Regions from separate parts of the Homo sapiens genome. Here region 1 is linked to region 2. The links are chromatin contacts, found by Hi-C or POLR2A ChIA-PET in ENCODE. All regions are on one chromosome and are shown on one strand. The core of a region is the stretch at or near the end of the contact, and the rest is flanking DNA. Distances in the headings are between cores, read along the strand shown.

What was found. A loop is a pair of places that touch in the nucleus more often than their neighbours do. ChIA-PET counts read pairs that join two places held with the same protein, here RNA polymerase II (POLR2A). Pooled maps may share reads with other maps.
Region 1: a map of CD8-positive, alpha-beta T cell shows a loop between it and region 2 (9-fold over the local background). The contact joins the promoter of PSMD1 here to the promoter of CAB39 in region 2. A Hi-C loop is called at or near these places in 7 of 168 maps with a recorded cell type or tissue (B cell, CD4-positive, alpha-beta T cell, CD4-positive, alpha-beta memory T cell and 4 more), 1 of 37 single-sample maps with no recorded cell type and 24 of 50 pooled maps. POLR2A ChIA-PET finds 5 or more read pairs at or near these places in 1 of 52 experiments (HepG2).

Annotation. Positions count from the first base shown.
Region 1 is chr2:231,055,423-231,058,164 of GRCh38, reverse strand. It overlaps PSMD1 (proteasome 26S subunit, non-ATPase 1), which reads right to left and starts at 1,298. Exons shown (of 25, transcript NM_002807.4): 1 at 1,124-1,298. The coding sequence starts at 1,139. It overlaps LOC112268432 (a long non-coding RNA gene), which reads left to right and starts at 419. Exons shown (of 2, transcript XR_002959456.2): 1 at 419-828. RefSeq lists a silencer at 1,208-1,397.
Region 2 is chr2:230,711,502-230,714,201 of GRCh38, reverse strand. CAB39 (calcium binding protein 39) reads right to left here and starts at 1,360. Exons shown (of 9, transcript NM_016289.4): 1 at 972-1,360. LOC124907996 (formin-like protein 16) reads left to right here and starts at 876. Exons shown (of 4, transcript XM_047446832.1): 1 at 876-2,123. The coding sequence starts at 876. The coding sequence ends at 1,634. RefSeq lists a silencer at 649-1,588.

The sequences.
Region 1 (2,742 bases), core at 49-2,548, 340 kb before region 2:
ACTTCCTGATACTGAACTAAAATTCATCTCGCGATCACTTGTATCTCTTGGGGACAAAAAGTCTTATTTCAGGTACAAGTGACAGCTCTTCAAATGTTTGAAAGTAACTACGTCTCCCAGTATCTCCAACGATCTCCTTAACCAATCCTCATAAAAATAAAGTTTTGATCGCCTTACCATTCAGATTACTGTCTTCTGCTCACCAGTTTGTTTACAATAAAATGCTTTCTTTGTGGGTCAAACACAGAGTAAGAAAATGAGAAAAGGGTATGTAAATAGGCAACGGAAAAAAGCACCAAGGCTCTGGACAGCTATATGCAAGTCAATCTGTAACGGGGAGCTTAAGTCTCCAATTGAAACTTGATCTCTGTAACTTACTCCATTGCAAATGTCACTACGTGAATCTACCTATGCAATGGTTTGCGCGTATGAAACCTGCTCCGCAGATCCATCCATTCTTTCTTGAATGTACAGTCAACAGACTGAGCACATAACCTCGAAAGGGTATAAGTAGGCTCTCAGTATAAAGGTATCTCCAGGGCGTCTTTAGGGTCTTCGCCGAACCCAAAAGTTCTCTGGGTGTTTTGAATGAACACCCTTGGATCGGACCCAGAAATGACCCACCTCAAACCTAATTTCGGGTTTCATTCTAAGGCGAATGGAGCTCGGCCACGTCCAGAAACACTTCTGTAGCAGTTAGGCTGCCCGATCAGGGGGGTTTGCCTTACTGTTCAATGGCACAGGGGCCCATCCCACCCCGGCCCCCTGCGGGCAAGAACTGGGGCTGGACGACCTCACACGGCCAAGAATGGGAGGCACAGAAAAAAGGTAAGCCCTTCTGGGGTCAGGGGAAGGCCCAGGAAGCCCCTCGGGTCCTGGCGCTGGGGTGTGATTGGGGAGGGATGCCGAGGCGGTCGACCCGGCTCGATTCCCTCAAGCCAGAGAAGCACGCAGTGACCTGATCAGACTCCCAGCCCCCCGGCCCGGGGGTGGGCCCTGGGCAGCAAGAAGCTGCCCAGGCCGGCGTTCCGCCGGGAGGCGCCCAGTCACCGGCCCTGACTCAGCTAAAAGCCGGCGCGGCGGCGGCTCCTCCCTCCAGGCGCTGGCTACGGGCCGCACTCACCGGCCGAGGTGATCATGGCTGCGCCCCTCACTCGCCCGTCGGCTCGCTCGCCGTTCCAGCTGCGCAGTGTATCTGTCAGCTCAGGGGCCGCTCAGTTCACCGCGCCTCCTTGCTCCCCGGGTGCGCTGCTCAGTCAGTCGCCTCCTCAGGCCGCCGGCTCGCTTCTCGCCAGGACCCCGCCCGCCCAGGGGCTGCCCGCCACCCCGCCTGCCGCCCGGCGCGAATTCTCCCCTGGCCTGCGTCTTCTGCGCGGCGGTATACTCCCCAGCCCTCGCGGAAGGGTACACAGAGAACACCATTGTTTTCTCTAAACCTCCTCGAGGTCAGGAGTCCCGCGCAACGGAACACTGGTCTGCACCTGAGGTCAGGCATTAGAATGGCCAGCCCTGCAAAGAGAGGACCCCCACCATCACCCGCCATTGCTGAGAGAAAGGGTGTTGAGGGGAGGTGCGAGCATTGCGCGCAGTGCCACCTACTGGTGGGAGGTCTCGCTGCAACACATCTCCCACCAGATAATGCTTAGGGAATTGGGGCTGCCGCAAACAGCGTTTTTTTTTGTTTTTTGTTTTTTTTCCCAGAAAAGTGGCTTTCAATTGTTTTCTAAAGCAAAACCTATCATAAAAAAAAGAAAATCCCCATAGAAGTGCTTTATTATCATAATGAATCCACAAGTAATCATTGGCTTATTATAAAGTTGAACAATGAAGGTTTTTACTTACTTTTGGAAAAATGTCCAGTGTTGTCAATATATTAAAATGTGCAGTAGTTATATGGCGAAAGCCTTTCCAAGGGAGAAAAAATGTCTTCCATTCTTTCCTTCTATCTGCCCAGGTCCTCTTTCCCCCGACGGCAGTGGGTTCTTCGTTTCTAATACATCTTCAGAAATTTGAAATGGCAGTTGCAATGGCCATTTGCAGTCTTATGCTAGCTTCAAGAAGTCAATTTATTTCAAGAGTCAGTACTGAGAAAGTCTTGACAAGGAATAGGGCAAACGGTAGCATTTTTTTCAGCCACCGGCCTTGCACTATCAAGCTAAACTCTTCAATCGCACAGCGATGGCGAGTTCATTTCTACGGCCTTCTACGTAACCTAGGGGCACAATCAATGTCTTGTGGTTGCCAGTGAATTAAATGTGCTTGATAACACATTTTGTTGTATCTGTGACTTTTTTTGTTTAAATTAGAATTCTTAAACTGTGGTTGTTTAAAATATATTAAATATAATTATTGAACATTTTTGAAGAGCCTGTGGCTCAGATTGAAAGGCAGGGCTCGAGAAGATGTGCATGCAAAGTAAACAGATTACTTGGGGTGTCATTCTACAGAGGTACTTCTTTTTTTTTTTTTTTGAGATGGAGTGTCCCTCTGCCACCCAGGCTGTAGGGCAATGGCGCGATCTCGGCTCACTGCAACCTCCGCCTCCTGGGTTCAAGCGATTCTCCTGCTCAGTCTCCCAAGTAGCTGGGACTACAGGTGTATGCCACCACACCCGGCTAATTTTTGTATTTTTAGTAGAGACAGGGTTTCACCATGTTAGCTAGGATGGTCTCGATCTCCTGACCTCATGATCCGCCCGCCTCGGCCTCCCAAAATGCTGGGATTAAAGATGTGAGTCACTGC
Region 2 (2,700 bases), core at 111-2,610:
TAGCTCCTCTACAGCATTCAAGGATCTGGCCCCAAAATACCTCTTTAGCCCAATACCCCCCGCCCCCTGCACCATGCCAACAAACGGAATTATCCATGATTTCTAGGCTTTGTCTTCTCGCTTTTGCTACCCCTTCCACACACCTCTTCTGCAATCCTCCTCTCCTAAATCCCATCAGGCCTTCAAGACTCTGCTCAGCATCCCCCGCCCAGGAAGCCTTCCAGGTTTCTGCGAGGCAGAAGTGATCGGTTCGGTTTTTCCGGGTGCCGTTCTAGCACTCCGTCGTTCTTTCACAGGACTTATCACCTCCTTCCCGGTATCGCAGTTATTTGTGTTCTCGTCTTATCTCTCACACCAGAGCCTAAGCTCCTCGGGGGAGGGGACCGGGGCCCGCTTCACCTTTGAATCCCTCCGGTGCGGGCCGACTACGGCGCCTGCACGCAGTCTGCGCTTGGGGTGGTTCCATTGAACTCCAGAACGCTCCGACCGCCCAATTCCTAACCAGAAATCAGTTAGGCATTTTCCTGAATTGGTCACAAAGCTGGTATCTGCCTCCCGACAACAGGAAGTTTACCAGGGGCGGGAGCGAGGCGCTGAAGCCCGGGTGCAGCCGGTGACAGTTGACCCGGCCCGCACTTCCCCGCCCGCCCGACTCCGGCCCGGACCACCACGCGCCGCCAGCCCCGCCAGAGAACCACGGGGGGAGAGGCAGGAGCGCCTGGACTGCAGGCCCCCGGGCGCCCCACGCCGGCGAAGGCAAAGGGAGCGTCTCAGCGAGGGACCGGAGCCGAGCCGGGCGGAGAGGGCAGGCTGGGCCCGGCTGCTCCCGGGGGCTCCGGGGACAAGCTGGGCCGGGGCCGCCGCCACCCAGGAAAATGGAGGCAGCCCCGGGGCCGGTGAGGGCCCAGCGGGGCAGGCGGAAGCCGGGCAGGCGTCCGCACCACGAGCAGGGCCGGCCGGGGGTCACTCACGGGGCTGGGCCGGGCGTTCCCTTCTCTGCCTCCGCGTCGTCGCTGTCCCCGTCCTCGGCCGCCGCCGCTTCGGGCTGCTCGTTCGGTCCCCGCGGAGTGGCTCGGACGCTCGGCCCCTCCGTTGTCTTCCGCCCGCTCCTGCTCCCGGCGACGGGCTCCCGCGGCGGCGGCGGCTGCGCGGGCGGACGGCTGCCCAGGGGCTCCCGCGGCTGCCGCCGCGCTGCTGCGCTCGCTTGGGCTGCGGCTGCTGCTGTGGGGCCCGGCGCCGCCTTAGTCTTCGCCTGTGCCCCCGCCCCGGCGCCTGAAGGCTCTGTGTCTCCCAGGCCGCGCCGCTCCCCGAACCCCTCGCCCCGCTTGCGGCCCGAGCCCGGCTTTGACGTGCGCACTGCGCAGCCGCCGAGGACGCGACGTCGGGCGGTGCCGCAACGCCCCCTTCCGCCTCGGGCGCCCCCGAGCGGCCGGCGGACTCAGGGCGCCGCAAGTAGGCGCGAGGCCCGAGCGGGAGGGGCCGCAGAGAAAAGCAGAAGCCAAGCCCCGCAGTTCCTCTTCCTCCGCCGCAGCTTCCAAGGCGGGGCTCAGCCCTTTCTCCTCCGCCTGAGCGCTCTTACTGCGGGAATCGCACGCCCACTTTCAACGACCACTTCCTCAACTCTTCAAGCTTAATTCTGCGAGAGGCCGGGATCCCACTTTGTGCAGACCGATTCTTACTTTCTTGGAGCAGATCGCTTCATTTTAGCATCCAGGGGGACACAGCATCCAGGGGGACAAGTGCCAGAACGTTCCAGATTAATGGGAATATTCCTATTTAAATCAGCAACCTGGATTTAAGTCCTGCTCCACCATTTGCTATCTATGGGCTGTTTCACGTCCCTGTGCCTGGATTTCCTCACACATTAAAAAAAAAAGTGTGTAATAATATAGTGGTACCAGCCACGGGCTTCTGAGGATGAACGGGACAGTGCATTGCAAAGCTCTGACAACGGAGCCTGGCACATACAAATGCCATATGTGTGTATTTTTGTTTCTTTGTTTTTAATGTGTAACTGAACTACTTTTTAAGCGCCTCCTGTACGTCAGGGATGGGGCAGTGAGCGAAACAGTCCATGCTCCTAGCACAAACAGTTGACAAATAATTGACTAATAAACCTACAGGTATGTATAATACTGGACAATTGGGCCAGGCGCGGTGGCTCACGCCTGTAATCCCAGCACTTTGGGAGGCCGAGGTGGGCGGATCACGAGGTCAGGAGTTCAAGACCAGCCTGGCCAACACCGTGAAACCCCATCTCTACTAAAAATACAAAAAACAATTAGCCGGGCGTGGTGGCGGGCGTCTGTATTCCCAGGTACTTAGGAGGCTGAGGCAGGAGAATCGCTTGAACCCGGGAGGCGGAGGTTACAGTGAGCCGAGATCGCGCCACTGCACTCCAGCCTGGGCGACGCAGCGAGACTATCTCCAAAAAACAAAAACAAAACAAACAAAAAACAACAACAAAAAAACAAATACTGGACAGTTAAAAACACCACTGGGTGAGGAGGGGAGAGAAAGCAGGGTGTTGTTATTTACAGTGTTCATTCAGGGAGCAGCTTCCTGGAGAGAGAGAGCCTGGGAGCTTTCTGTATGGAAAGGCAGAGGGAATAGCAGGACCAAGGCCCTGAGGCGAGAATCTGCTGGCTTGAAAGCGGCCCCAGATAGGGGAAGAGATGAGGAAGAAGTGCGGCCCTACCA